Linked DNA regions of Homo sapiens: region 1 is linked to region 2. Evidence: read pairs that join two places in POLR2A ChIA-PET (ENCODE). Cell type or tissue: OCI-LY7. All regions are shown on one strand. Each heading gives the region's core, and the rest is flanking DNA. Links, peaks and the distances in the headings are about the cores only. Region 1 overlaps TIA1 (TIA1 cytotoxic granule associated RNA binding protein). Region 2 overlaps SNRNP27 (small nuclear ribonucleoprotein U4/U6.U5 subunit 27).

What was found. Peaks named below come from ENCODE experiments on the same cell type or tissue, not always from the same donor. Only the 100,000 strongest peaks of a DNase experiment are listed, where the experiment ranks them.
Region 1: POLR2A ChIA-PET joins it to region 2 with 6 read pairs; 14 of 35 experiments call an interaction of 5 or more read pairs at or near these places.

Annotation. Positions count from the first base shown.
Region 1 is chr2:70,235,420-70,238,331 of GRCh38, forward strand. TIA1 (TIA1 cytotoxic granule associated RNA binding protein) reads right to left here. Exons shown (of 13, transcript NM_022173.4): 2 at 660-756. Among named protein-coding and RNA genes, the nearest start is that of TIA1, 12 kb to the right of the region's middle. In OCI-LY7, for the core only: no CTCF peak of the experiment used is centred there; no DNase peak of the experiment used is centred there.
Region 2 is chr2:69,900,947-69,903,858 of GRCh38, forward strand. It overlaps SNRNP27 (small nuclear ribonucleoprotein U4/U6.U5 subunit 27), which reads left to right. Exons shown (of 6, transcript NM_006857.3): 5 at 2,235-2,299. Among named protein-coding and RNA genes, the nearest start is that of SNRNP27, 8.4 kb to the left of the region's middle. In OCI-LY7, for the core only: no CTCF peak of the experiment used is centred there; a DNase peak (open chromatin) is centred at 1,665; H3K4me3 peaks cover 2,413 bases; H3K27ac peaks cover 2,500 bases.

The DNA of each region.
Region 1 (2,912 bases), core at 125-2,624, 330 kb after region 2:
AAAAATTTAAAGTCTTTTCCCCCCAACCAGGAGACAAAGACTCCAGGGAAATGGGGTAAATGTTCCCTAAATGTCTTTTTATACCTATTATGATTCAGGGTTAACACCAATTAGATGAATGAGTGTGTGTGTGTGTGTGTGTGTGTGTGTGTATGTGTGTGTGTTTAATACATTGTCTCATAAATAGGAATTGCCTAAATACAAGAAAAACTTGAATGATGACCTTTAAAAATAAAGTTAAAAATACTTTCACTGTACCAAATGCCTATTATTTTTAAACCTGTTTTCCAATTTAATTGTAAGAGCTGAATTTATTAGCCAACCAGTTGACACCACATATAAACATTTCTGATGCCTCAATGCACCTGAAAGAGCCCATATATATGTTCCCATCTGATCTAGAAATAACTAGTTCTATTGTCATCTTCCATCATGTAATAAAACAAATTAAATTCAGCTGTCAAAACAGGTTCATTACAAATTCACTAAAATCCCTATTAACTTAGAATATGGTAAACTAAGACTATATTTAGACTACAGTAAACTAATAATTTATACTATATTTAGACCATGGTAAACTAAGAATTCCTTCCAAGCAATGGCTTTAAGTAATGTGTAAAAAAAAAAAGAATAAAGTTAACTAAGTAAAATACCCTTACATCCATAATCATTTTGCAGTTTTTACAAGGTCCAATCTGGCTAAAGAGTTGCAGAATTAGAGCTTCTGTCACATCTCTGGAAAGGTTACCGACGTATCTGAAACACAAAGAGAAACAATTTACCTTTTTTTTTTTTTGAGACAGAGTTTCACTCTTGTTGCCCAGGATAGAGTGCAATGGCACGATCTCGGCTCACCACAACCTCCGCCTCCAGGGTTCAAGTGATTCCCCTGCCTCAGCCTCCCCGAGTAGCTGGGATTACAGGCATGCGTGACCACACCCAGCTAATTTTGTATTTTTAGTAGAGACGGGGTTTCTCCATGTTGGTCAGGCTGGTCTCCAACTCCTGACCTCAGGTGACCCGCCTGCTTCAGCCTCCCAAAGTGCTGAAATTACAGGTGTGAGCCACTGCACCCGGTTTTTTTTTTTAAGAGAAATAGTCTGGCTATATTGCTCAGGCTGCTCTCAAACTCCTGGCCTCAAGCAAACCTACTGCCTTGGTCCCCTGAGTAACGGACTAGAGGAACCACCACACCCAGCTCAATTTACCTCAATTTATTTTTTTTTCAGACAAGGTCTTCTGGGTTGCCCAGACTAGAGTGTAGTGGCGCAATCTTGGCTCACTACAATCTCCACCTCCTGGGCACAAGGGATTCTCCCACTTCAGCCTCCCAAGTAGCTGGGACCACAGGCGTGTGCCATCATATCTGGCTAATTTTTTTACAGTTTCTGTAGAGAAGGCGTTTCACCATGTTGCTGAGCTGGTCTCAAACTCCTGGGTTCAAGCGATCTGCCTGCCTTGGCCTCCCAAAGTGTAATCTTAAAGATTACAGGCATGAGGCATTGTGCCCAGCCCTTGATTTACCATTTTTAATTTGCTTATTCTCCATCGGTTTCTAAAGTTGTTCATTAAAAATTAAACTTGAGAAATAGGCAGATCTTTGCCTTAAACTATAATATTTGGGAGTAACTTTTAAAAGTTTGCCAACACTTCAAAATCTCTTTGAAAACAGATGTAAAGTATGTTATTTGAAAATATATTAGCTAGGTGTGGTGGCTCACGCCTGTAATCCCAGCACTTTGGGAAGCCAAGGTGGGAAGATCACCTGAGGCCAGGAGTTGAGACCAGCCTGGTAAACATGGTGAAACCCTGTCTCTACTAAAAACACAAAAATTAGCCAGGCATGGTGGTGCACATCTGTAAACCCAGCTACTTGGGAGGCTGAGGCAGGAGAATCACTTGAACCCAGGAGGCAGAGGCTGGGTTAGCTGAGGTTGCACCACTGCACTCCAGCCTGGGCAACAGAGTGAGACTATGTCTCAAAAAAGAAAATATATTACACCTTGCTAGTGAAGGGGAAGCTAGTATGTGCTTGTCTGTTTTAGTCATCGTTTTGCAAACTGATTGCTTGTTTCTACGTTTCCAGGCTTACCTTAGGAAGACAAGCTTTAAAAACACTCAAATGAATCATCATTAGTTATATAAAATATCTTATACAATAATGGCTGGGCGAGGTGGCTCACACCTGTAATCCCAGCACTTTGGGAGGCTGAGGAGAGAGGATCACTTGAGGCAGGAGTTTGATACCAGCCTGGCCAACACAGTGAAACCCCTTCTCTACTAAAAACACAAAAATTAGCCGGGCGTGGTGGCGCCTGCCTGTAATCCCAGCTACTGGGGGACGGCTGAGGCATGAGAATTGCTTGAACCCAGGAGGCAGAGGTTGCAACGAGCCCCGATCACGCCACTGCACTCCAGCCTGGGTGACGGAGCAAGACTGTCTTTAAAAAGAAAAAAAAAGGCTGGGTGCGGTGGCTCATGCCTGTAATCCCAGCACTTTGGGAGGCCGAGGTGGGCGGATCACGAGGTCAGGAGATCAAGACCATCCTGGCTAACACGATGAAACCTCGTCTCTAATAAAAATATAAAAAATTAGCTGGGCGTGGTGGTGGGCGCCTGTAGTCCCGGCTACTCGGGAGGCTGAGGCAGGAGAACGGCGTGAACCTGGGAGACGGAACTTGCAGTGAGCCGAGATGGTGCCACTGCACTCCAGCTTGGGCAACAGAGCGAGACTCCATCTCAATTAAAAAAAAAAATGTATACCATCAAACCTAAAAGGCATTGCAATTATTTCTACTTCTATGGTATTACTACTACTAAGAACATTGACGTTCCCCCAAGTTTTTTTTTTTTTTTTTTTTTTTTTTTGTGGACAAAGTCTCTCTCTGTCGCCCAGGCTGGAGTGCAGTGGT
Region 2 (2,912 bases), core at 173-2,672:
CGGGGGATCACGAGGTCAAGAGGTCAAGACCATCCTGGCCAACATGATGAAACCCCATGTCTACTAAAAATACAAAAATTAGCTGGGCGTAGTGGTGCATGCCTGTAGTCCCAGCTATTCGATAGGCTGAGGCAGGAGAATCACTTAAACCCGACAGGCGGAGGTTGCAGTGAGCCGAGATTGCGCCACTGCACTCTAGCCTAGTGGCAGAGCAAGTCTCCATTTCAAAAAAAAAAAAGAAAGAAAGAAAGAAATAGAGGGTACTGTGAGGAAGGCACAGTTAACATTTTTCAGCAGTTAGAGAAGAGGGCACTTCCTGGCACCTGGAATGTTTGAATTGGGCCTTGAACAATGGGTAATAACCAGATAGTTCAAGTTGGAGGCAGGGAAGGCAATTCAGGCATGAGGAACAACATGGGGGAAAGTGGGTATGTTGAGTTGACTTGGCTGATCAGAAGACCTGAACAAGAATTTGTGAAAAAGAGGATGGGTGCTACATTCAGAAAGGTCAAGATGGAGTAACACATAACAACCTAGCATTTGTGTCTGTTATTCTGTTCTGATTCTTGATTTAAAGATCAAAATTGGGCTGGGCACAACGGCTCATGCCTGGGATTCCAGCACTTTGGAAGACCAACACAGCAGAATTGCTTGAGACCAGGAGTTCAAGACCAGCCTGGGCAACATAGTGAGATCCCATCTCTACAGAAAAAAAAAATTAAAAATTAGCCCAGCTTGGTGGCATGTGCCTGTAGTCCCAGCTACTCGGGAGGCTGAGGCAGGAAGATCACTTGAGCCCAGGAGTTTGAGGCTGCAGTGAGCTATGATCACGCCACTGCACTCCAACCTGGCGACAGTGAGGCCCTGTGTCTAAAAAATAATAATTTTTAAAATGAACAAAAAATTGCAAGGGTTGTACAAGAAATGGGATTTAGATGAATGGCAACCATTCCAGCCATGATATGAGAATATTATTAGCTAAGGTTGTAAGTTAAATTTTGTGTGAATGTGAGTTTTTCTGGAGATTATACCTTTTATCTGGTTTCAAGGTATTCTTTGACCAGAAAAGATTAGATTCTGCTACCCTACTTTCTCAGCATGCTTTGCACATAGTACATACACTGTGAATGTTTGTTGGTTTGAATATTAATTGCTTATACACGATTGTAAAAATGTGAGCAGAGAGTTATACCACTTGGGAGCTCATAGGATCTGGAAATTATCTCTGCCTCATTGGACTCTCCTCCTTCCTCCTTCCTCCTTCCTCCTCCCTCCTTCCTCCTCCCTTCTTTCTTCTCCTTCCTCCTTCCTTCTTTCTTCTCCTTCCTCCTCCTCCTTCCTCCTTCCTCCTCCTTCTTCCTCCTCCTCCTCCTTCCTCTACTTCCGCTGCTGCTGCTGCTGCTCTTGCTGCTGCTTCTGTTTGTGCTGCTTCTCCTGCTGCTGCTCCTGCTTCTTCTGGTTCTGCTTCTGCGTCTGCTTCTTCTGCTGCTCCTTCTGCTGCTCTTGCTTCTTCTTCGGCTTCTGCTGCTGCTGTTTCTGTTTCCTCTGCTGCTGCTGCTGCTTGTGCTGCTGCTGCTCTAGCTTCTGCTTCTGCTTCTGCTGCTTCTGCTGCTCCTTCTGCTGCTTTTGCTTCTTCTGCTTCTGCTGCTTGTGTTTCTGCTTCTTCTGCTGCTTGTGCTGCTGCTGCTCTTGCTTCTTTTGCTTCTGCTTCTTCTGCTGCTCCTTCTGCTGCTCCTTCTGCTGCTCTTGCTTCTTCTTCTGCTTCTGCTGCTGCTGTTTCAGTTTCTTCTGCTGCTGCTGCTTCTGTTTATTCTGCTACTGCTGCTTCTGCTTCTTTTCTTCTTCTGCTTTTCTTCTGCTTCTTCCCCTTCCGCTGCTGCCGCTGCCGCTTCTTCTGCTGCTTCTCCTTCTCCTCCTCCCCCTCGGCCCCCGCTTCTCCCCTACTTCCCTCTTCCTTCCTCCTTCTTCCTTTCTCCTCCTTTCTTCTTCTTCTTTTTTTTTTTTTTTTTTTTTTGAGACTGGATCATGCTCAGTTGCCCAGGCTGGAGTGCATTGGTGTGATTATGGCTACTTGCAGTCCCAAACTCCTGGGCTCAAGCAATCCTCCCACCTTAGCCTTCCGCCAAGTAGCTGGGAGTACAGGTACATGCCACTGCCACCACACCTGCTTTCATGTATCCTGATTTAATGTATCCTTCCTGTTTTTTGTCTGTTTGTTTATTGTTTTTCTTCAGGGTAAGAAGGTGGATGGCTCTGTAAATGCCTATGCCATAAATGTCTCTCAGAAGAGGAAGTACAGGTATGCATAGCCCCCATTATTATGTTTGAACTAATAAATCAGTTTTTTACTTCAAACTTTATTATGAGATAATCATGTTTGTAGGAAATGTAGCAGTTTTCCATACTGTTCCTTGTTTGAATGAAATATTCATTGCTTATATTCTGGTGTGTTAAAATTGTTTTCCCATTTACATGTAAGCTAATAGCTATTAGAGAGAGGGTAGTTGGCTTAAATATTTTAGGACTATAGATAGTAATTTCCTCAGAAAAGCATAATTTCAAGTCTATGGGCTTTGATTTCATTATAATTTAGGTATAAGATAGATCCCTCCTAAACTAGATTGATTATGTAAGGATTTCAACTGTAAATATATTCTTCTGTTAAGTATAGGCATATTTTATTTGTACCACAGTTTTGGAGCGAACCAATCCATACATGAAATCTCACTGAATTCTTAATGAATGAAAAAGTCAAGATATTTTCAAACATTGCCTTTCTCTCTAACTTTGTCGCTGATAAAAGATTAATAGTCCAGTTAATTTAGATTATGAATCATGTGATTGAAAATGCTATAAGCTAAGGTACTAGAATCATCTTGGACAGTCTTTTGTAAAATTACCTTCAAATAAGG